Regions from separate parts of the Homo sapiens genome. Here regions 1 and 2 are each linked to region 3. A link is a loop called in an ENCODE intact Hi-C map of the cell type or tissue named here. Cell type or tissue: heart left ventricle. All regions are shown on one strand.

Evidence for each region. A loop is a pair of places that touch in the nucleus more often than their neighbours do. Peaks named below come from ENCODE experiments on the same cell type or tissue, not always from the same donor. Only the 100,000 strongest peaks of a DNase experiment are listed, where the experiment ranks them.
Region 1: it touches region 3 in a loop (2.7-fold over the local background); 18 of 110 quality-filtered maps call a loop at or near these places.
Region 2: it touches region 3 in a loop (3-fold over the local background); 18 of 110 quality-filtered maps call a loop at or near these places.

Annotation. Positions count from the first base shown.
Region 1 is chr10:85,991,271-85,999,270 of GRCh38, forward strand. All of the region lies in intron 4 of GRID1 (glutamate ionotropic receptor delta type subunit 1), which reads right to left. Among named protein-coding and RNA genes, the nearest start is that of MIR346, 270 kb to the right of the region's middle. In heart left ventricle, a CTCF peak has its summit at 4,704 (motif pointing right); no DNase peak of the experiment used is centred here.
Region 2 is chr10:86,000,348-86,008,347 of GRCh38, forward strand. All of the region lies in intron 4 of GRID1 (glutamate ionotropic receptor delta type subunit 1), which reads right to left. Among named protein-coding and RNA genes, the nearest start is that of MIR346, 260 kb to the right of the region's middle. In heart left ventricle, no CTCF peak of the experiment used is centred here; no DNase peak of the experiment used is centred here.
Region 3 is chr10:86,351,663-86,359,662 of GRCh38, forward strand. All of the region lies in intron 2 of GRID1 (glutamate ionotropic receptor delta type subunit 1), which reads right to left. Among named protein-coding and RNA genes, the nearest start is that of GRID1, 11 kb to the right of the region's middle. In heart left ventricle, no CTCF peak of the experiment used is centred here; DNase peaks (open chromatin) are centred at 2,039, 3,669 and 4,059; H3K27ac peaks cover 970 bases.

The DNA.
Region 1 (8,000 bases), 360 kb before region 3:
AACCAGCTGCCTGTAGAGTCATTCTGAGAGGTGGGCAAAGTAGGGGAGGAGCAAAGTAGAGAATTCTTTTTGGGATATGCTAAGGCCAAGTTGCCTGTGAAACATCCAGGTGGATGCGAAGGCTCACAGGAAAAGCCTGGGCTAGAGGCTAACATTTGGAGTAGATTAATGTGCAAGTACTTGAAGCCATTGGTGGAGATGAGACCACCAAGAAAGGAGGGAAGAGACAGAGAAGAGGTGCGGGACTGCCCCTCTGGGGAGGTGGACAGTGGGAGTTTGGGCAAGAAAGAGGAGCCTGCGAAGGAAACTGCCAAGTCAGGAGGGCTCTGGGCTGATGCTGATATCATAGACCAAAGAAGCAAATGTGTCAGGAGGCAGTGCTTCACTGTGTCAAATGTCACCAAGGTGGCAAGGAAGAGGGGAAAGAGCAGAAAATTGGAAAATAGGAAGATGGTTAGCCCTGACAAAGGTCATTTCAGGAGAAGGAGGGTGAAATCAGTAGACAAATTGTGGCGGGTGGAAAATCAGACAAAAGGAGAGAAAACAAAATCAGGAGAAACAGAGCAATCACTGAAAGGGGATGTGGAAAATGTGGGAGGAGGGTTGCTTTCTTAGATTAAATGTTCTAAAACAAGTTTCTAGGCAGAGCAGCAATGCAGGAGTGGATAGGAAGAGATCAGTAATGCAGAAGAGAAATGTGGAAAAGAAAAGGCAAAATCCTAGAGGGGAAATTGGGATGGATTCAGGGCAGGGGGCAAGTGGCTGTTGCAAGAACACTTACTTCCCTGGGTGTGACAAGATGGGGCAATGAGCCAGCTGGTGCAAGTGCAGGTGGGCTTGACTTTGGAGATGGGAGATGAGGGGGCTCCCATCTGATGGCTAAATAAGGAGGGAGGAGGAGGAGGGGTTGAAAGGAGAAGACAAAGCATGGAAAAGGGGTTTAGGGAAGTACAGTGCAAGCCATGGAGATTTGTGAGGAGCAATACCAAGGAAGACCAGCACCCTGGCTTTGTCATTTTCTACAGCAACACTCAGCACTCAGGCACAGGTATGCAAAAGAGGATGGTCAGGCTTAGCTCATGTGGGAGTTTTGCCTGGTGAATATCACAAAGAAAAGGGAACAGGAAAATTGAGTAGGCAAGGGAGAGATTATTATGGGTCAGTATCTTGAAGCCTCACTAAGAAGACATGAAGATAAGGGTTTTGTGAAAACATGTGGGGTTGGAGGTCTCACTAGGAGGTCACTGGGCATGAGCCAGATTGGAGGTGGGAGGAAAGAGTGAGCCAGAGTGTTCAGGGAATGATAACAGAGGGGACAGAGCTGGCAGTGAGGATGAGGAGAGGTGGGGGGGGAACAAATGGTAAGAGCTAGAATAAGCTAGAAAGAACTAGAAAGAGGCCAGGCACAGTGGCTCACGTTTGTAATTCTGGTGCTTTGGGAAGCTGAGGCAGGAAGAGTGCTTGAGCCCAGGAGTTCAAGACCAGCCTAGGTAACATAGTGAGACCCTGTCTCTAAAAATAATAATAATAATAATGAGCAGGGCATGGTGGCGTGCACCTGTAGTCTCAGCAACTTGGGAGGCTGATGCAGTAGGACTGCTTGAGCCCAGGAGCTTGAGGCTGCAGTAAGCTATGATTGCACCACTGCACTCCAGCCTGGGTGACCAAGTGGGACCCTGTCTCTAAAAAATAACAATTTTAGAAGTTTTTAAAAGAGCTAGAAAAAGATAGGGTGGTGCAGGAAGGGAAAGAAATGGTTTGCAGGAGATAAAGAAGATAATATAAAAAGGACACCTCCTGAGGGACACGGAATGTGAAGGGAATAAGACTTTCAACTTGACAGGCTATCCCCAGAGGACAACCGGTTTGAGTTAAGGTAAGTAAGGTAAGAGAAGAGGAGGAGGCCAGGGTATTTGCTGGCCTCAGAACAGCAGGTACAGAGGACAAGGGGAGGGATGTGGGAGAGGACAGTGGGCAGAATCTGTGCAGGTGCAGGGGCAGCTTTGGCCAAGGTAAGCAAGGCAGTAGGATGGGAGCTGGCAGATGTGTAGTGGGGAGCAGGCCTCTAATTCTCCGATCAATGGTATGGGCCATCCCAGGACACTGCCTCACATAGGCAAGCCACAGTGCAAGGGTCACTTGTATGTGTAAATATTAGCAAATATTTTAAAAGCATGGACATTTATATCAATCAAATGGGGTCAGGGAAGCAATTAGTGTTGGAAACCCACTGGTCCTAGGACCATTTAATCCTCCTACTGTCCCATTTAATCCTCCTACAAGTCTGCAAAGGAGCTACTACTGCTCCTACTCTATACACAAGGAAAAGGTTTAGAGAAACTAGGTACCCCAGCCAGGGCCCATGACTAGTAATAAGAGAAGAAGAAGGAGAAGAAAATGATGAAGAGCACCATTTAAATTTACTTAGCATTTTACTTCATGTGAGCCTATGGCTAATTGCTTTTACATGAATTGTCCTATTTTATCCTAATGACAAAACTGTAAAGTAAAATTACATTATATACCCATCTTATAGACAGGAGAATTGTGCCTAGGAGAGTAATGAGACTCGCCCAAAATCAAAGCCAGGGACCCCTTTCCGTCTCTGATGATGTTCAGTAGATGATGTTTCCTTGCATGGCAGCCTGACACAGAAGTCATGTCCAAGCCCTGTCAGGCAGCTGTCCCATCAAATAACCAGTTTAAATATGGAGCAGGTGCCCCTTCCACGGAGATGGACATTGCAACTTTTAACCTTGTTGGACTCCTGCCCTGCTGAGCCATCTTCCCTGATGAACCAGCTAATCAAACATGTCCTGGGCCAGGAGCTGCAAACGGCTTTGATTTTTCAAACACACCAAACAACAGGAAAGAAAAATGAGCAAACCAGACCCAGAAAGAGGCTTGACCCAATGCCTCCAAACAGCTCTTCCAGCTCAAGAAACAGACCCTCCATCTGGGTTTACAGATGCTGTGCAGTGACCCACAGCATGGCAGCCTGACCTGCCGGGTCTGCTGTGAGGATCCCACAGTGTCAGCATCTGTGAGTGGACAGAGGTAAGGCAGGGTGCTTTCCAGAGGACAAAGCTCACCTGGCATCAGGCCAACTTGAGATTAAAATTGTTTAAAATCCAGCCCATTAACAGCCAATAATCTCAATCCTAGCACCCGACATCTCTGCCCTTAAATCACACACCTGGAATTAGATGCTGGGGACCACACAGAACCCTAGCTGCCCACTTCAGTGATAACCATAAAACTGGCCAAACCCAAGGGATGCTGGGAGGCCCTGAAATGAAGAAATAGAGGTCCATTCTGGTTGGAATATGGATACACACATGCTGCCACTTATTGGTGAGCTGTTAGATACTCAGCACGTGATTACGCAGTTGTGGCAGTGGACAGAATGCTGGGGTCCCCCAGCTGGTCGCCTGGTAGTCCAGAAACCATGGCTGTAAACTCATCTCCAGCTGTCAGAAAAGAGTAGGTAAGATGGCCTATGCTTTTACAGAGACAGCCTACTATGGACCAGAATTCCCTACTTTTGAATTCAGTTTAAAGGTTATTGAAGCAATCAAAAGCACCTAATATATAAAATTTATTGAGAATGCAAGACAGAATCTTTAGTCAAAATGCCATTTGGCTTATATTTTTAAACATTTCCACCTGGCTGAAACAACTGCAAATGTAAAATTAACCTTCATAGACACTGTTTGCCTTCACATGCTTACTATAAATGTTTTTAAAGGCACATAGTTGAGTTTTATGTTCTTTCCATTTATTTTCATGTTAGACTTGCGGATTTTTATGTTAAAAGTTATTTTTCAGAAGTGGAACCCTGCACCTATAGAAAATAATGCTACAGCCATAGAAAATAGAAGCTTCTCTTATAACAATTCAACTTAAAGGCATTATTCAGGAACAAAGTCGTTTCCAATAATCTATCACTAGTCGTGGAACTTTGATGGGACGGCCACCTATCAGCAATCCTGTATTTTATTTCTGGGTAGAGCAAGTGTCCTAAGAGAATCCTGGAAAGAGAGGAAGTTCCCAACTAGCAGGCAGCCGGATGCCTCTGCTCCCAATCTGTTGGCTCTGCCTTAGTTTTCAGGGTCTCCAGCCTTAGGGGTGAGGAAGAGTTTCGGACCCCCACTCACATGACTCCATAAAAACTATGCAAGGGGAAAATGTTCCCCAGTTGACTAGGTGTGCATGTCTGATTAAGGAACACTGACTAGGTGTAATGGAGTAAGAGCACCCACCATGATTCTCCCCTGAACATAGTCATAAAACCTGGACAGAATGCATGTGGCAGCTATTCAAGGAGTCTGATGAGTAAACATGAGCAGGCAGATAGGAGAAGAAAACAAGAATTCAAAGAATACCAAACTGGCTGTAAGTTTACCAAGCTTTTATCCTCTAACCCTCTTGACCCCTTGCCCTAGAGGCAGATGCAGCCACAAAAGTGTGCAGCAGAGCAAGAACTCCAAAGCCACAGCTGATTGGAGAACCATCAAAGAGTCCCTCAGAATAGGAAAAGAGTGAGGATGTCACAGAGAAGGAAAATCTCAGGAAAGCAACTCTAACAAGCGGTTTATGAAGTCCTGGGCTCACTCCTGAGCTGCTCATACGTGGATAGGATTCTAATCAGTATATAAAAGCTGTGAATAAAAGATAAAAGACAGATTACCATTAGGTTCCAGACTGGCCACTGGGTGGCACACACACCAGAATGATTAGAAGAGCACGGCAAATGCTTTCAAACCTGAGCTGACATTGGTAACAGCCCACAGGCAACATGCTGGAGCTTGTGGCCTGAACTTAACCTGCTAAAACAAAAATATCAACACCTTTCACAGAATGTAAGTGAAACCAAGAGTCATAATATTCAAAATTCCCAAGATAAAATCCAAAATTGCTCAGAATAAGAACAAGCAAAATCTAAACTCACATGGGAAAAGATAATCAGCAAACATCAACCCAAAGATGACGTGGATGTAATTTTCTGGCAAAGGCTTTAAAGTAACTATTATAAAAATGTTCCAACAAGCAATTGTGAACACTCCTAAAAGAAATGGAAAAATAAAAAGTCCCAGCAAAGAAATACAAGAAACTTTTAAAAAACCAAATAGGAATGTTATGCTGAAGTATACAATAACTAAAATTTAACAACAAAAAAAATTTCACTGGATGGGCTCAATGAAGAACGATGATGACAGAGGAAAGAATCAATAAACTTGAAGACACATCAATAGTAATGATTCAGTCAGAACAAGAGAAATATATTTTTAAAAATGAACAGAGCATCAGGGACCTATGAAACAAAAACAAAAGATCTAATATTTGTGTTATCAGAGCAACCAGTCTTGCCAACATGGTGAAACCCTGCCTCTACTAAAAATATAAAAATTAGCCAGGCATGATGGTGGGTGCATGTAATCCCAGCTACTCAGAAGGCTGAGGCAGGAGAATCGCTTGAACCCAGGAGGTAGAGGTTGCAGTGAGCTGAGATCATGCTATTGCACTTCAGCATGGGCGACAAAAGCGAAACTCCATCTCAAAAAAAAAAAAAAGAAAGAAAGAAAGAAAAGAAAAGGAAAAAACTGAGAAATAATGGCTTAAAACTTATCAAATTTGTTGAAAGACAAAAATCTATAGATTTAAGAAGTTCTGCAAACCCAAACAGAATAAAACTAAAGAAACCCAAGTTCAGACAAATCACAATTAAACTGCTAAAAACTAGAGACAAAGAAAAAAATCTTGAAAATAATAAAGTCTATATACAATAGATTCTTCTCCTTTTGAGTTCTCTAAAACATGTGATAGCTAAAAGTAAAAACCATAACATAAGCTGGGAATGGTGGCTCACGCCTGTAATCTCAGCACTTTGGGAGGCCGAAGAGGGTTGATCACAAAGTCAGGAGTTCAAGAGATGCCTGGCCAAGATGGTGAAACCCCATCTCTACTAAAAATACAAAAATTAGCTGGGTGTGGTAGTGGGCACCTGTAATCCCAACTACTCGGGAGGCTGAGGCAGAGAACTGCTTGAACCTGGGAGGTGGAGGTTGCAGTGAGCCAAGATCGCGCCACTGTACTACAGCCTGGGCAACAGAGCGAGACTCCATCTCAAAAAAAAAAAAAATTATAACATAGTTGGATAAGGTTTTGATGAACGTAGAGGGAACTAAATGGTGGCAAGATTTCTACACTGCACTTAAAGTGGCAAATTATTGATTCTCAGTACACTATAAAAACGTAAGTATGCATATTGTAATCTCCAAAGCAATATTATAAAAATAATCAAAGATACATAGTAAAAATCACAATACATAAAACCAAAAGGAATGGTAAAAAATGTTTTAATAACCCAAAAGAAGGCAGAAAATAGCAAAAGACAAAAACAGAGGGGAAACAGAAAACAAGAAAAGGGAAGACGTAAATCTAAAGAAATTACTAAATGCATTAAATGTAAATGGTCTAAACATATCGATCAAAAATTGATGGAATATGTTTTGAAAAAAACAAGCAAACCAATTACATGTTGCCTACAAGAAACTCACTTCAAATATACTGATATAGGTAGATTAATCATAAAAGAACGGAAAAACATATTGTGGAAACACTAATCAAATAAAAGCCAGAGTAGCTAAATTAACATCAGACAAATGAAATATCAGAGCAAAGAAGATTATAATGCATAGAGAAATATTATCTAATGATAAAGGTTATGTGAAGCAAACACTGGAGGAACTAAAATGACAAATAAATGCATAATTTTATAGACTCCAACACAACTTTCTCAGCAATAGATAGATTTAATAGACAAAAAAATTATCAAAGATAAACATGAACTAAACAAATCCATTAACCTACTAGATCTTATTGACATTTATAGAATACTTCACACAACAACAGCAGAATATGCTTTTTTATCAAGAGCCCACGAAACGTTCCCCAAGGAAGTCCATATCCTGTGTCATAAAGCAAATCCTAACAAATGTAAAATAAGTGAATCATATAAAAGTTTTCTGACAATAATGGAATTAAATTAGAATTTGGTATTTGAAAGATAATAAGAAAATATCCGAACACTTGAAAGCACACTTATAAATAATCCATGGGTGAAAAAAAGTCTAAAGAAAAATTAGAAAATATTTTGAATTACATAAAGATGGAAAACACAACACTGCACAATTTGTGAGACACAGGTAAACCAGTGCTTAGAGGGAAATGCATAGCAATAAAATACTTATACTAAAAAAAAGAAAGATTTAAAAAAAATTAACTTAAGCTTTTAGCTTTTATCTTAAGAGACTATAAAAATAAAAGCATTTTATTAACTCCATAACAGGCAGATGGAATAAAATAATAAAGATCAGAAATCAAAGAAATTAAAAACCTAAAAACAACAGATAAAATCAACAGAACCAAAACTGATTCTTTGAAAACATCAGCAAATTTGATAAAGCTCTAGCAAACCTAACAAAGAAAAGAGAAAGAAAAGACACAAATAACCAATTTTAGAAAAGTAAGATAAAACATCACAACAGACTCCACAGCTATTAAAATGATAAGAAGGGAATACTACAAACAACTCTGTACACTTAAACCTAGCAGCTTAGATGACATAGAACACCAACTCATTGAAAAACACAAATAAGGCCAGGCACAGTGGCTCACGCCTGTAATCCCAGCGCTTTGGGAGGCCAAGGCGGGTGGATCACCTGAGATCGGGAGTTCGAGACCAGTCTGGCCAACATGGCGAAACCCTGTCTCTACTAAAAATACAAAAACTAGCTGGATGTGGTGGTGCACGTCTATAACCCAGCTACTTGGGAGGCTGAGGCACGAGAATCAGTTGAACTTGGGAGGCAGAGGTTGCAGTGAGCCAAGATTGTGCCACTGCACTCCAGCCTGGCCAACAGAGCAAGACTCTATTTCAAAAAAAAAAAAAAAAGAAAGAAAGAAAGAAAAACACAAACAACAAAATTTACCCAAGA
Region 2 (8,000 bases), 350 kb before region 3:
TTTAGCAAGGATGCCAATCCTCTCCAAATTGGTCTATAGGTAACAAAATCCCAAGAGGATTTTTCATAATATGGACAAGCCATTTCCAACATACATATGGAAAGGCAAAGGAATTAGAACAGCTAAACACTGTTGAAAAATCAGTTGAAGAAATCACTCTAATCAATTTTCAGACTCACCATAAGTTATGGTAATCAAAACAGCATGGTATTGGTGAAGGGATAGACAAATGTATCAGTGGAATAGAATAAAAAGTCCAAAAATAGACCCACACAAATATAGCCAATTGGTTTTAACAACAGTGCAAAAGCAATTCAATGGAGAAAGGATAGCGTCTTAACAAATAGTGTAGGAACAACTAGAAATCCATATATCAAAAAAATTGAACCTGAAATTAAGCCTCACACCTTTCCCAAAATCTAACTCAAAATGGACCGTCATTCTGGAAAAGTTTGATAGTTTTAATAAAGTTAAATACACACTTACCATACAACTAAGCAAACCCACTCCTGGGTGTTACTCAACAAGAATAAAAAATTCATACCAGAAAAAGCTTTTAGTGGCACTCTTCATAATTACCAAAAACTAGAAACAACCACTTGTTCTTCAGCGGGTGAATGGAGAAACCAACTATGATACACCAATGAAATACTACTCTGCAATTTTTTAAAAAATGAACTACTGATACACATATCAATGTGGATGAATCTAAAAGGCATTATTCTCAGTAAAAGCAGCTGGTCTCAAAGGCTACATACTGCTTGCTTCTATTCATATTACAGTCTCAAAATGATAAAACCATCATGATGGAGAACAAATCAGTGATTGCTAGAGGCTCAGGGTAGGAAAATGCTGTCACTGTAAAGGGATAATATAAGGAAATTTTTTGATGGAGCTGTTCTGTATCCTGATTGAGGTGGTGATTCCATGAATCTTTATATGTGTTAAAATTTAGAGAACTGCAAACAGCAACAAAATAAGCAAACAAAAAAAAATGACACAAACCACACAAAACACCCCATCAATTCTCACTCAGTCTCTCAGAAGATACAGAAGGAAGATTGATAAGACATTGAAAGGGCAGAGGTGGACCTTGAGGACCCACCTAACTTCATGTCCAAATTCCTCCTTCTGAGCCTGGAGCACTGTTTAGCCACTTTCCCTGAGCTTGGTGACTCCTTAGAGTGCTGTTCTTCAATCTTTCTTGTTTGTCAGAGTTTGGGAAAGATTTCCTGAAGGAATTTGGCCTTGCAGAGAAAGGGCATCTGTTACAAATGCAGATTCAGCTTCAGAGGCATCTGTGATTCTGCTACAAAGTTTAGCATCCAATGATCCAGAAAGTTTCCCTAGCATTTGTGGGAGATGCCTGACAATTAGCTTGATTGTTGTAACTGAACAGCTGCATCGAGTGTATTAGTTTGCTATGGCTGCTCTAACAAAGGACCACAAACTGGATGCCTGAAAAAAAAGAAACATGTTCTCCCACAGTTCTGGAGGCTAGAAGTCTGAAGTCAAGGTGCCAGCAAGGCCGTGCTCCCTTCAAAGTCTCTAGGGAAGGATCCTTCCTTGCCTCTTCCAGCTTCTAGTAGCCCCAGGCATTCCTTGTCCTGTGGCAGTATAACTCCAATCTCTGCCTCCCTCTTCACATGGCCACCTCTCTCTGTGTCCGTGTCATTACATGCATTTCCTCTTTGTGCATGTCTGTCTTCAAATTTTCCTCTTCTTATGAGAACACAAGTCATACTGGATTAGGATCACCCTCATGAGCTCATTTTAACCTCACAGCATCTACAAAGACCCTACTGCCAAACAAGGTCACATTCACAGTTACCAGGGGTTAAGTCTTCAACACATCCATGAGGTGATACAATTCAACCTAAAATACCGACATTTCATAGAAAATAGACAATGACAGGTAAAACAAGAATGCTGGCATTCATTTGCTTAATGTACTAATAGCAACTGATTCTAAAGCTCACTGGCATTCAGTCCTTTCTCCCTTTATCCTGAATTGCATTTTTTTAATTGCTTGGAAAAACAGAGCTGCCCCTGAGTTGTATGTTTTCCTATAATACAGGCTGCACCTCTTTATGAAGTTTTCAAACCAGCACTCACAGACGTAAAACTTAATGTCTTTTTGCACTTACATTCTCCATTTCCTAAGTATCAGCAAAATGCCTTGTTTAACCTCCTAGCCTTTTCACAAAATTATTACAGTGGTTACTGGGCCTGGGAGGAGTATAAACAAATGTCTCTCCACTTACAACCCCCCAGACTCAGCCACATGTCCTACAAAAGAAAGGAGCCATAGTGATTGCTGTGTTATTTTGTTTAAAGGGACTGTGTTGAACTACGCACATATTTTTTAAAAACTGTGGAATTAAGCCTTTTAATATACAGATACAAAAGTGGCATTTCAAAACCGTGGTTAATGAGAATCATTGTGCCTTCCTCCATTGGTTTGTTTATTCCATCAGTAAATATTCATTGTGCACATACTATGTCCACACCTCATGTATTGTGCTGGGGATACAAAGATAAACAGAAGAAAGCCATAAAGACTGATGAAAATTCAATGTCTTAAATGTTCTCAAGGTACAGCAAGATCTTAGGGTTGGCCCTAACTCCGCTTGCAGAGCAAGGGATGACTGTCCTCCAGCTAGTTTGATTCATTGCACAAGTCAACAGCAAACCCACAAGAGCAAAAAAGGGCTTCCCTTTCTTCTGTCTCCTGAACCCAATGAAGCCCAGAACCAGACTAACCCAGAACCTCCTGGGCATCTGTAGACACTTGACACATTCATTTAACAAATGAAAATGCATACCTACAATGTGTCAAGCACGTGTTGAGCCATGGGGATAGAGTTGATGATGAAGAGCCAGGAGGCAGCTGCCCTCACTGAACTTTGTCTAATGAGACTTGCTCTTGGGAAGTCAGGGAGCCAGGAGAACGGGGAGCCCTTGGCACATCAGCTGGATGGGAGAGCCCATGAGGCAGCTGACAGCTGTTCATCCAGATATAGCCCTGATGTCCTAAGAACATGTCAGCTTCTTATTCAAAAACAAGAAGTATTTTTAATTCCCTGGCACTTGTGCCCCATTTAGAATATTACTTCAGTGACTAATCAGGGAAGCCCAACTAATCCAGACTCCTGAGAGCTCAGGCAGCTTCTGAGAGCTGCCAAGGCCACCAGCAGCCAGCAGGACATGTGGCAGCCACTCGTGGAGCCCAGGTGTGCATGAGTACTTCCCATATTCACCCAGCCCAAGTACGCGAGGAGGCTGCCATCAGCAGACACCAAATGTGAGAGCAGCTCTCTTTCCATAAGGGTTTAGAAGCCAATGGCCAATGGGTACCTAAGAAGATATTCAAACATCTATAAATGGAGAAATGCACATTATAAGGAGACACCACTTATACCCATCTTACAGGCAGAGATTTTAAAGTGTAACAGTGTCAACCAAATATTTGCCAGGATGTGAAAAATAAAGTGTAACGAACTTGGAGATCCCTTTGGCAATAGCTAAGAAACCTGCCAACTTGCCTGCCCTGTGCCACATACATAGGGCACAAGGAAAGCAACAGGATACTGTTCACTACAGCACTGCCCATTTCAGCAAAACATTAGAAACTCCCCAATGTCTTGCAGCAGAGCAACAGGAAGAAGGAAACTGTGCACAGGAATCCAATCAACAGATAATCCTCACTGCTACCCTGTAAGAGAGGTATACTATTTACCCTCATTTCCCAATGGGGAAACTGAGGAACAGACAGGGTAAGTAACTTGCCTAAGTTCCGTACTAGGCAGAGCCAGAGTTCAACCCAGGCCACCTGACCCCACATCTGTGATCTTACTCATTCTGTAATCCTGCCTCTGCAGAAATGTGCAGAATGGACATGGAGGAATATTGCAATTCTCCTGGAGGTTTACACATGTTTGAAAAATGTCCCAATTATCAAAGAAGAGATAGATATGCTGCCAAAAAGAGCTTCCCAAAGTCCCTCTGTAATGGTTAATTTTATGTAAACTTAGATGGGCCACAATGTCCAGATACTTGGTCAAACATTCTGGCTGTTTCTGTGAGATGGATGGTTTTGGGATGAGGTTATATTTAAATCCTCTGACTTTGAGTAAAGCAGATTGCCCTCCATGATGTGAGTGGGCCTCATCCAATCAGTTGAAGGCATGAATAGAACAGAAGGCTGGCCTCTCCCAACAAGAGGGAATTTTGCAGCAGATGGCCTTCAAACTTCATCTGCATTATTGGCCCTCTCCTGGGTCTCCAACCTGCTGGCTCACTCTGCAGATTTCAGTCTCTGTAATTGTGTGAGCCGATTCCTTAAAATCTCTCTATCTCTCTCTGTCTCTCTCTCTTTCTACACACACACACTCACACACACACACACACAGACTTGATTCTGTTTCTCTGGAGAACCCTAGCATCCCCTCCCTCCAGCGCTTGCCCAGTATTGCAGCAGCTGATGGACAGATGAAAAATGACCTCATTGCACTGTTCCTACTTTCTCCTTTCTGGAATCTTGAGACAAGAAGGACAAAGAAGACATAAACTACTGTAACATCACACTCTGAGGAAGCTATCATTGATTCCATTTTATAAGGAGTAAGACTGAGGCTTAGAGGAGCTGAATAACTTACCAACGTCACATCAGGAAAGCAATGAAATATTTTCAGGCTCAAATTCTATATCTTTTCTCCCAAAGTATATGGCAAGGACCTGGATGGTGGGCATGCCTCAGCTCTGCTAGCAATCAAACACAAGTGGACAGATGCCATGAATCCTGACAGCTGGTCGGTTTTGGTACTAGGATCACTGAAAGGAACAGTTCTCCTGCAGAAGACTCTATGATTGACCCACAGTTCCAGCCAGCCAACCACGATGGCTCCCATCTTATACTGTGTGATACCCCCTCCCCCAGGGCATACATTTGTAATGCTTCCCAATAGCCAGCTCCATTCAATAAGTACTTGTAAAATAAATTGAAAAAAAAAAGGCAAAACTCTTTGCCCTCTCATAAAAGGCTACCCCTAAGAGAGTAAGGAGAAAGATCATGAGCAAGGGTAAATGTTGTTGGAGAGACTACTGGTTAATCATGTAGATTAGGTAGCAGGGGAACAAGGGTGTGAAACTAGAATATCTAATAACAAAGCACAGGATACCTGAACTACCAAAAAATGAAAGCAAGCACTCATAAAAATCACTGATAAATTAACCACCAGGATGAGATAAGGGATCCCACACTGTGGTCAAATTTTGGTGGGGGTCATAGTGATAGCTCCAAAGCACATATCCAGACTCCTTGATGTCAGACAACCATCGCCATTATCTTGAGTAAGAGCAGACATAGAATTCAGACAAGATACAAGAATGTATAATGTTTTGGGGGATAGCTCACAGTATGATATGGAAGGGTAAGTGACAAAGATTTGCCTGACAGCAGGCAAGAGAACTATTGAAACACAGGCCCTATCTGGTCTCTGAAACACTTAAATAAATGAAGATATATAACATACTTGTGGATAAGGATACATAATCTTATGTAGACATAAATTCTTCCCATACTTATCTGTATATTTAATGCAATTCTATTCAAGATTCTGACAGAATTTTCATGAACCCTAATAAGCTAATTCTAAAATTTACATGGAAGAATAGCCAGTACACTTCTGAGAAGGAAGAGTGAAGAGGTTTGTTTTATCAAATATCAAAAATTATTATGAATCTATAGCAATTAAGCAATGGTAGTACTAGTGCAGAATAGAATACAAAGTCCTAAAACAGATATTATTCATAAGTAAAAAGGTTCTAGATGTCCAAAGTGGCAGGTCAGGTCATCAGACAGATGAGGACTATTCAATAAATAGGATAAGAAAATATGATTATCCACTTGGGAAAAAAGGTTAATTTCAAAACCTAACTCATTCCAAACACAAAAATTAGCTGTAGTTGTATTAAGAACTTAAATGACAGGGCTGGGCATGGTGGCTCATGCCTATAATCCCAGCACTTTGGGAGGCCGAGGTGAGCGGATCATGAGGTCAAGAGATCGAGACCATTCTGGTCAACATGGTGAAACCCCGTCTCTACTAAAAGTACAAAATTAGCTGAGCGTGGTGGCGGGCACCTCTAGTCCCAGCTACTCAGCAGGCTGAGGTGGGAGAATCGCTTGAACCCGGGAGGCGGAGGTTGCAGTGAGCTGAGATTGCGCCACTGCACTCCAGCCTGGCGACAGAGCGAGACGCCGTCTAAAAAAAAAAAAGCACTTAAATGACAGAAGCTAACTTTAGGACTTTTACATAGGTGAATATCTTTCTGATCTAGGGGTAGAAAAGGATTTTTTTTTTCTTTATGAACACAAGTACATGAGGTTTATTTGAAATTCCAATTTATTACAAGTTCACCCTTTAATGGGGCCCTTCCTCCTTGAAGACAATTAAAAAAAAAAAAACAATTCGGGTGTCACTGAAGTGGGAACACAGGATTCTCACTATGAACAAGAACAGACTGGATGTAGGAGGCAGGGGAAGCTGGCGGTGGTGGGGTTATGAAGCTGTGATGTCAGTGCCAACTCCATGCCTATAGAAGGGATGGTAAACTACCCAGCAGCTCTGGAGCAATCCCCGTCGTCCTTGGGCGGGAGGATGGGGGAAGCAGGGGTCACACTCCGCAGTTTAATATTGAGAGGCTTGATTCTCATGTTCTAGGAGCTGCAGTCCCCTTGGTGGACTTTAATTTAAATAGGTACAGAAGAGCTTGTGTGCTCAAAATTTCCAAATTCAAAGGTGATAAGAAAATTAAACGCTGTTTTGTATTTTATCAAAATCCATCATAAAAGGGAAAGAAGACTACAAAGTTTTGCCTAAATATAACAACTAGAACTAGATTTGTTGTGGGAAGGGGCTCTCAGAGCTTCTCTGCCGCTCTCTCCTCCCACCCCCCACTGACACTGACCGCTGGAATCCTCAGGTTCTTGAGTTCCAAGTCTGAGGTCAGAAGGGTCATGGGAGGCAGTGGTCGCAGCACCGCTCCGCACCCCCCCACCTCCAATATTGCTGCTTGCCTCAATGAGCCTCCAACCCAACTGCTCTGCAGGAGAATGGATGGGCTGAGGGAGAAGCCAGGGAAGTTAGAGCAAACACATTATCATAGAAACTGTACTGCACATGTGCCAAAGCGAGATGTCAGGAGTATCTTACAAGATGTTCTTTATACAATATCACTGCTGAAACAAGCAACTTTTAATAACTAGAAAAGTCAATTAAAAAAATTAAATATTTAAATTCTTCCTGCTTTTCTTCTGCTCCCCTAAGAGCTTGTCTGGTATGTGGGAGGGCTGGGCTCCAACACCCCTCTGGCCAGATCCATCAAAGTAAAGGTTATATGCATGATTATAAGCAGGACCCCAGTTTCTAAGTGAAGTGCCTCAGTTTTGTTTTTTTTGTTTTTTGTGTTTTTTTATTTATTTATTTATTTATTTATTTATTTTTGGTTAGGGGGAGTTGTCACAAAGAAGGGGAGAGAGATTCAAGAATGGCTCCAGGACATGTCCCTTTACTCTGCCAAGATCAACTCAAAAGACCACAAACGTTTCATGATGCTGGTGAATACAGAATTCTGTATGGCACTCACTGATATTGTCACCTGAGAGGAAGATGGGGTAAGAGACAGTGTATGGGCTTAAAGAAATAAGACTGTATATAAATACAGATTAAAAAAGAAAAATTGCCACCATCTCCCCTGTTGGCCTGATTACCCCTGATCCTGCTATGTAACAGAGCAATCCCTCCCCTGGAGACCAGAGGGGCTTGGCACTGTGGTGGAAGCCAGAGTGAGCAGGGCCTTAGGAAAGAAGGCAGGAACAGGAACTGGGTTCACCAGAAAAGCTAGACCCTCAGACTCCTCCTGGAAACCCTCAGAAGGAGGGTTATAGCCCTCTTCATCCCTTAATATTTCTGGACAAAGACCACCAACCCAGTATC
Region 3 (8,000 bases):
GATCAGAGGCTCACCCACAGCCACAGCAAGCAGTGATTTGGGAAGCCAGTGTCCTCTTGGGCTTCATCAACATCAGCAGAGCATCCAGAACAAGCAGTGACCATCCCCATCCCTCTGCACTGGCCAGGTGACATCATGAGAACAATAACTGTAGCTGTTCTTTACTGAGCACCTCCTTGGTGCCAGGCACATGCTAAGTCCTCTGTAATCATTACTTCATTTGTTCCCGAAGTCAGCCCATTAAGTGGGGGCACCAGTATCCCAAGTGTACAGGAAGGAACACTGAGGCTCTGTGAATTACGTCCCTTGTTTAGGTACACCAGGGACCCTGTGTGTAAAGAGGGGCAGTGACAAAAGGGGCCAGGCGTGATGGCTCACGCCTGTAATCCCAGCACTTTAGGAGGCCGAGGCGAGCGGATCACAAGGTCAGGAGTTAGAGACCAGCCTGACCAACATGGTGAAACCCCGTCTCTACTAAAAATACAGCTCAGCATAAAGACTGGTTCGAGATGAGAGTCACCCATCCTCAGAGGTACATGGATCTTCAGCTCATGTGGTCCAAGGCTGGATTTGAGAAATTTGGGCACTGTAGCCCTAAGAAGGCAGGGCTGGTCCACGCTCCCTCAGGCAGTCAGTGCCTGGCCAGGTCTAGCCCCAGGCCAGGGTTTGCTCACAGCCCTTCCCCTCCTGTCTTAGTCTGCTCTGGCTGCTAAAACAAAACACCATAGACAGGTGGATTAAACAACAGACGAATTTATTTTCTCAACAGACAGTTCTGGAAGCTGAAAGTCCAAGATCAGGGTGCCAGCATGGTTGGTTCCTGATGAGGGCTGTCTTCCTGGCTTGCAGATGGCTGCCTTCTTGCTGCATCCTCACACAGCAGAGAGACACAGCAAGCTCTCCGGTGTCTCTTCTTATAAGGCCACTAATCCCATCATGAGGGCCCCACCCTTATGACCCCATCTAAACCTAATTACCTCCCAAGGCCCTGCCTGCAATGCCATCACATTGGGGGTTAAGGGCTTTGACATCATATTAGGGAAAACAAACATTCAGTCCATAACACTTCTAGACCTTCCCCCAGTCTGGCCTTGGTTTTGCATGGCCCCCTCAGCTCTGGACACAAGAACTCTGGCATCTGCTGACCTGTATAGCTGAGACCCCAAGAGGGCCACTCCCTGGGGTGGGCAGGCAGACTGGCTCCCTCTCATCCCACTAGCATGATGCTGAGATGCTACAGGGGACACTGACAATGAAAAAACACCTAAGGTGCTGTCCACAGCCTCCTCCTGACCTTGGCCAAGTTAAGTGACCACCACTGCAATGACCATCCCATTGGATGATCTCTGAGAGCCCTGAGGTCAGGCCTACACATCTGAGGCCAGGAACGTGCCCCAGGAGGGAAAGGAAAATGTGTTTATTGAGTGTGCACTACAAACTGCCCTTAGAGCTGAGGATACCACAGGGAACAAAAGCGACCAAGTCCCTCCCTCCCCACAGCCCACAACCTCCAGAAGACGTCACCGACAAGTCAAAGGAAACACAAGGCAAGGGGAGCACATGACCAGGCCAGTCTCCTGTGGGTGCTGGGATGCACCCTGAGGATGCCACCTCCCAACTGGGACCTCACGTGAGTCCAGGAGGAGTCTGAGGGGGCCAGCGGAGCTCTGAGCAGCAGCTGGAAGTCTTGGCTCTTTCTGCTAAACATGCCCAGGCAGCATGGGTGTCTGCAACAGTCTCCTTGTGTATGTATGCATGTGTGTACATACACATCTGCTCAGCACTGCCCACCACACCAGAGCCCCCAGAAGCCCTTTGGAGGGCTGAGCCATCACACTGCTGGACTGTCCAGGGCACCTATGGCCATGTTCCTCCCGTTCCAGCAGTGTGATGGCTCAGCCCTCCAAAGCCTTTATCAGGTGCACAGTAGATATGCCCTGAGCTGAGGCTCAGGTCCCTTCACAGAGCTGGGCCCCAGCAGCAAGCCTTGGGCCAGCTCCAGTTGGGGTTCTGTGATAAGGAGAGACCCACCCTCAGCTCTCCAGGCCCAGGCTGGCAAACTGCAGGACTTGGGGACGGCCCACGGGGTTGTTTTAGTTACGAGAGCCCTGTGGGAGAGGTGAGTGAGGGCAGGTACCCTGGGAGCCTCCTGGGACACAGGAGGACCAGCATTGGATGTTACAGCCATGGCAGGGAAGGAGTTAGGAGCCCTAGAGCCCAGCCAAATCAAGGCCACCTCAGCATCTGACACTGGCCACTGGAGATGGGGCACTGTTGGGAGGGGGGCTCGGCCCAGAGCTCAGGTCAGGTCTCAGAGCTTTGAGCCCAGAGCCCAGACCAGAGGCCAGAGTGGGGCCACTCCATGGCTCACCACACCTCTGGGCACTCAGATGAAAAGGCAGAAGGCCCACGGCCCCAGGCCAGGAGCGGACCCATGGCAGGACCTCAAGTCTCCACCTTGGACTGAGAAGGAAGAGCGCCATGGGGGACAGACAGCAAGAAGACAGCCTTCCAGGCCAGGCCAGGACCCAGTTTATAGGGGCACAGGCCACAGCAGAGCCAGACCATGGGTGGGCTGGGCCCAGAGCTCCAGGCAGCAAGGCCGGTGTCTCAGCCCGGACCTGGGGGTTGCTAGCACCCAGACAGGACCCAGAGACCAAGAGGTGTCGTGTACCTTGGCAGGGTCCCAGGAGGATGGAAAACATGGTGGCCGGGACACAACAAGAACGAATGCCTGCTGAGCATACTATGTGCCGGCACCCACGCCCTCAATGGGAGAATGAGCCCCAAGGCGCTAAGCACCCCTCTCTCGGGCGCCATGGTGGACTGTTGCTCACCACAGCCTCCCTCCTGCTGGCCATACGTCCTCTCTAGATCCACCACCACAACCCCAAGGCAGGCCCATTTCACAGATGTTGAGACTGAGGGTCAGAGAGGGAATGCGATCTGTTCAAGACCACACAGATAATCAATCAGATTTGGGAACTGAACCCACACCTTTCCACCTGACCCCTTTCCACCAAATAGAGCAAGGTAGGCCTGCCCTATGGCCAGGTCCCGGGGAGGCAGGGGCAGGCCAGTGGGATTCTGGCCACTCTATGCACTCAGAGCAGACAAGGCCACAGTAAGATGGAAATACCGTGCCGTGACAGGCCACAGGTTCCCAGAGCCCCAGCCTATACAGATGGCTCCGAGCAGCCTCCATATGAGCCATGTCGTCAACACTAACCTCCTTCCCTGCTCTCTTGAGACACCCAGAATGGCTGGGGCTCAACTCCAAGCTGCACATCTCCCCCGCCCTAAGTGGGGCCAAGGCTGTGGGAACCTGCTCACACTGCCCAGCCCAGAACAGGAAGTGAGAGGAGGACAAGTCTCCACCACAGACCACTCAGGCTAGTAAGATCACAGCGACCTCCACCTCTTCACCCAGCCACTGCCCTGTGCTCACCCTGGGCTGGGCTATTCTAGTGCATTTCCTCAACTGATCCTCTCAGCTGTCCTCTATTCCATTTTACAGTCAGGGAAACCGAGGTTGCCCACCCAGAGTCAGAAAGCAGAGCAGGGGTGGGAGCCCCAGTCTGTGTGAGACAGCCACCACACTCCCGCCTCTTCAGCTCCTGGACACCCCACGGATGCTCCAGTGGAGGCATGGGGAAGGGCCAGGCTGAGCACAGTGGGGGACCAGGGTGGGCCAGGTGGAGATGCAGTCTCAGAGCCCAGCTGCCTCATCTAGGGTCTGTTGAGGGATGAGTGTGAGGGAAAACTGGAAAGATGGGGCCATCAGGGCCACATGTCCCACACCTGGGTGGAGGAGAAGGGGCAGCCTGGGCTCAGGACCACCCTAGTCCCCCAGCTAACACCCCCCACCTCACCCACTGGTAACCTACACTGCCTACAGCTTGGACCTAGAAACGGAAGGGGCATCTCATACCCTCCAGACCACTCTGCCCACACCTCAGGCCCAGAAAGGGGAACTCTGGGTTCTCCTTTCTTCAACCGTGGCCATCTGCCAGGAAACTGGCTGTTTACAGGCTGGGAGGAAGGGCTCAGAGAGTCTAGCTGAGTTGTTGGACACAGACCCAGCTGTCTTCCTGGGCCCAGTGCCTGTCAGAGAGGGCAGCACCCCAGAGAAAGGGGCTGTCACAGGCCAGCAATGGCAGAGAGATGCGTGGTCTCTGCCCCAGCCCACTGCCATTAGCAGGAGAGGGCTGCCACTTCGTGGGGCAGCAGGGGCAAGACGTGGGAGTCTATATGAGGGACAGGGCCACAGGGCTGAAGCCGTGGAAAGTGCAGACTTGCCAAAGTCCAGCTACGGGGACAGGGGGAGGTCATGGGTGCTGGTCCTGTCGGTGGCTGGGCAGAGAACCCAATCTTTACCTCATGACTAGCTCAATGGTCCTGAGAGCTGGGCTTGTCCAGGCACTAGTTTACAGAGCACAAGATTGGCAGACATGGAGAAAAGCAGAGGTGCAACCCCAGCCTAGGCTGGGGACCCAGGCTTCCTAACTTCCCAGCACATGGAAGGGCTGCCCAGAGGTCTGCAGAGGAGGGACAAGTCGCTGAGTACACAGTGGGGTATCAATGGGAGCCACAGATTCTGCCCAACTAGCATCCCGTACCCAAAACTGTTTTTTGCTTTTTGTTTGTTGCTGTTATTTTAATGAAACGCCAAGGAAATAGGAGGGCTGTTTAGCCATGAATGGTAAAGAGGCAATTCTGTTGCTCACCAGTTGTTTCCAGTTCTCTCTGCTTCCAGGCACATAGTAGGGCTGTGCTTCCTGGATCCCTTGTGACTGGCTGTGGCCACATGGCTGGTTGTGGCCAACGAGTCATAAGCAGAAGTGATGTGAGCACATCCAGGCTGAGCCCCCCAGAGCTCTCTTTCCCTCTGGCACAGCAACTGGCAACAACCAAGTGAAGTGACCATGAGGGACCAAGCTCCCCACTGACCGGCAATGGACACACAGCAGGAGGAGGAAATACTGTGTCATGAAAGCTGCTGGGAGTTTTGGATTGTTTGTTACTGCAGCATAACTTAGTCTCCCCTGACTCATACAACGGGAAACACAGAACAAAACCAAAGGGTGGAGACCCACAGGCACAGCCATGGGTAACCAAGTGTAAAAAGAATCACATCCAGGGATGGAATGGGTTAGAAATTATCTGGGAAGAGGCAGGGCAGAAGGGATGCTCTGAGTTGTTAGGCGACAGCATTTCCTGGGCAGTAGAAGGCTCAGTGAAGAGGGAAGACAGCTGCTATGAGGACAAAGCTAGAGGATTTCAACCTCGCAGCTACAAGAATTGGGAAAGAGAGTCTGTCTGCCATTACAAGAGGTGACTGTGAGTGCTGAGGGACAGCCTTAGCTGGCCCCCAAGAGAAACCTGGAGAAATGGCTCCAGGAGGAAAATTGTCAAAGTACTCATGTCCTAGACCTAGAAACAAAAGGGGCCACCTCATCCCCTCCAGTCCACCCTGCCCACACCTCAGGTCCAGAAGGGGAACTCTGGGTTCTTCTTTCTCAACCATGGCCATTGGCCAGGAAACTGGCTGTTTCCAGGCTGGGAGGGAGGGCTCAGAGAGCCTAGCTGAGATGTTGGACACAGACCCAGCTGCCTTCCTGGGCCCAATGCCTGTCAGAAAGGACAGTATCCCAGAGGAAGGGGCTGTCACAGGCCAGCCCAGGACTAGGAACAGCAGCAGCTCAGAGGCAGTATGACCCGTGGCCTCTCCCACACGCCTGGCATAAGGTATCCATCTGCTCACTGCCAGTTAAGTCCAACCTCCCAATCTAGAGGGCTAAGCCATGGCAATAAGGAATGAAGGGAGCCTCTTGAACCCAAAATTTGAGGAAGTGGGTGGTGCTGGAGTGTAGTCTATAAAATGAGAAAGTGTGTGTGCCCTCATGCATATGTGCACGTGTGTGTGCTCTTGAGTACAGGTGGATGTGTGTGTGCCTGAGTATATGCATGCATGTGTGTGTGTGTTGCACATGCCTGTGTGTGCACCTGCACAGGAGTGACTCCAGAATGAAGGAGAACCCTGACACCTGTGAGTTCAGCACCCTGACACCGTGAGTTCAGCACGGGCTTGTGGGGAATCCAGAGAGGGGACCCAGGGCCTAACTCCAGACTATCAATGCCTGCAGCCTCATCCACAGCTGTTATCACTGGCAGTAGCCCTTGAGGGGACCAGGAACAGCAGCTCTCTGTGGGACCCCGGGCGGCAAAGCAAGATTGACTTCAACGAGGGCCGTCCCTTGGGGTGTAGGTAGGCATGGGCCTAGACGGTGAGGTTCTGAAGAACAACCTGCTCAGGCAGAAAAGAGGCCCTGGGTCCAAGCGGCAGCACCAACTTACAGTCTGACTATTCGAACAGCAGTTTCCTCCAGGAACTTCCTTATGCACAAGCAGCAGCCAAGCCCAGGAAAAGAAGCTGACATGTCATTGGAGAACACAGGCAAGTCTGTGGAGGCTCCACAGGCTTACAGTGTGATGCTTCCAGGGTGAGCTTTGTAGAAACAGAAAGGAAACATAGCCATCCATCCCAAGTGACTATAGCAGGCCCAGCGAACAAAAGAGGATGCCCCGCAGTAAGCAAGAGTGCAGTCAAGCATGCAAAAGATTATCAGGGTGGAAGGAAAGTGGAGGTGGACAATGCATATTGGGCACAGACAGGTGTGCCAACATGGTAGGAGAATAATGGCCCTCAAAGATGTCTACATCCTAATCCCCAGATCTGTGAATATGTTAGGCTACATGGCACAGGTAGCAGACAGCATTAAGCTTGCAAACCAGCTATCCTTAAAATAGGGAGGGCCGGGCACGGTGGCTCACATCTGTAATCCCAGCACTTTGGGAGGCAAAGGCAGGCGGATCACGAGGTCAGGAGATTGAGACCATCCTGGCTAACACAGTGAAATCCCGTCTCTACTAAAAATACAAAAAATTAGCCGGGCATGGTGGCGGGCGCCTGTAGTCCCAGCTACTCGGGAGGCTGAGGCGGGAGAATAGTGTGAATCCGGGAGGCAGAGCTTGCAGTGAGCCAAGATCATACCACTGCACTCCAACCTGGGTGACAGAGAGAGACTCTGTCTCAAAAAAGAATAAATAAATAATAGGGAGATTATCTGGGATTATCCAGATGGGCCCAATATAACCACAAAGGTCCTTGAAAGAGGGAGCCAAGCAGAAGAGTCAGAGAAGGAGATGTGATGACAGAAGCCAGGTCAGCATGAGAGGATGTGAGAAGGCCTTGACCCGCCATTGCTGGCCTTGAAAATGGAGGAAAGGGCCAGGGGCTGAGGAATCCAGCAGTCTTTGGAAGCTGGAGAAGGCCAGGAAACAAATCTTTCCTCCAGCCTCCAGAAGGACCCAGATTTTAGCCCAGTGAGACCCATGTTAGGCTTCTGACCTGCAGAACTGCAAGAGAATAAATGTGTGTTGATCTAACCAACTAAATTTGGGGTAAAATTTGTTTCCGCACCACAAGAAAACTAACACAGCTGAGAGGATGGGAATAAGGGGTCTACAGGCATCTTTAGGAAGACACGGACATCACACTCAGAGAGCCTCTGATGGTGTCTGGTGAGGCTGCCAGGAGGACTGCAAGAGCGTGGCCTCGATGGGACCTACAATTCTCTATAATTCTGAATGGAGCCAACGAAGATGCCGGAAGCCATCAGAGCTAGGGATGGGGAGCCTCTAGCAGAATGTCTAGATACCAGTGTGGCCAGTGAGGGGCAGGGTGACCACCTAGGAGGTAACGGATATAAACTGAGCAAGGCCTCCAGATGGGCACCAACAAGCTCTCTGTGTTTCATTTTTATTTTATTTCATTGTTTCATTCTGTGAACCACAAGCTATTCTTGGTAATTTTTATGTCTTCCTAGAATCCTTTTGTGCTTATGATAACTAAAAGGAATATTGCCTCACTTGCATGCATTCCTTTTTTCTGCCTCTTTCCTAAACTGTTATCCTTCCACACTGCGACAGGTATATCT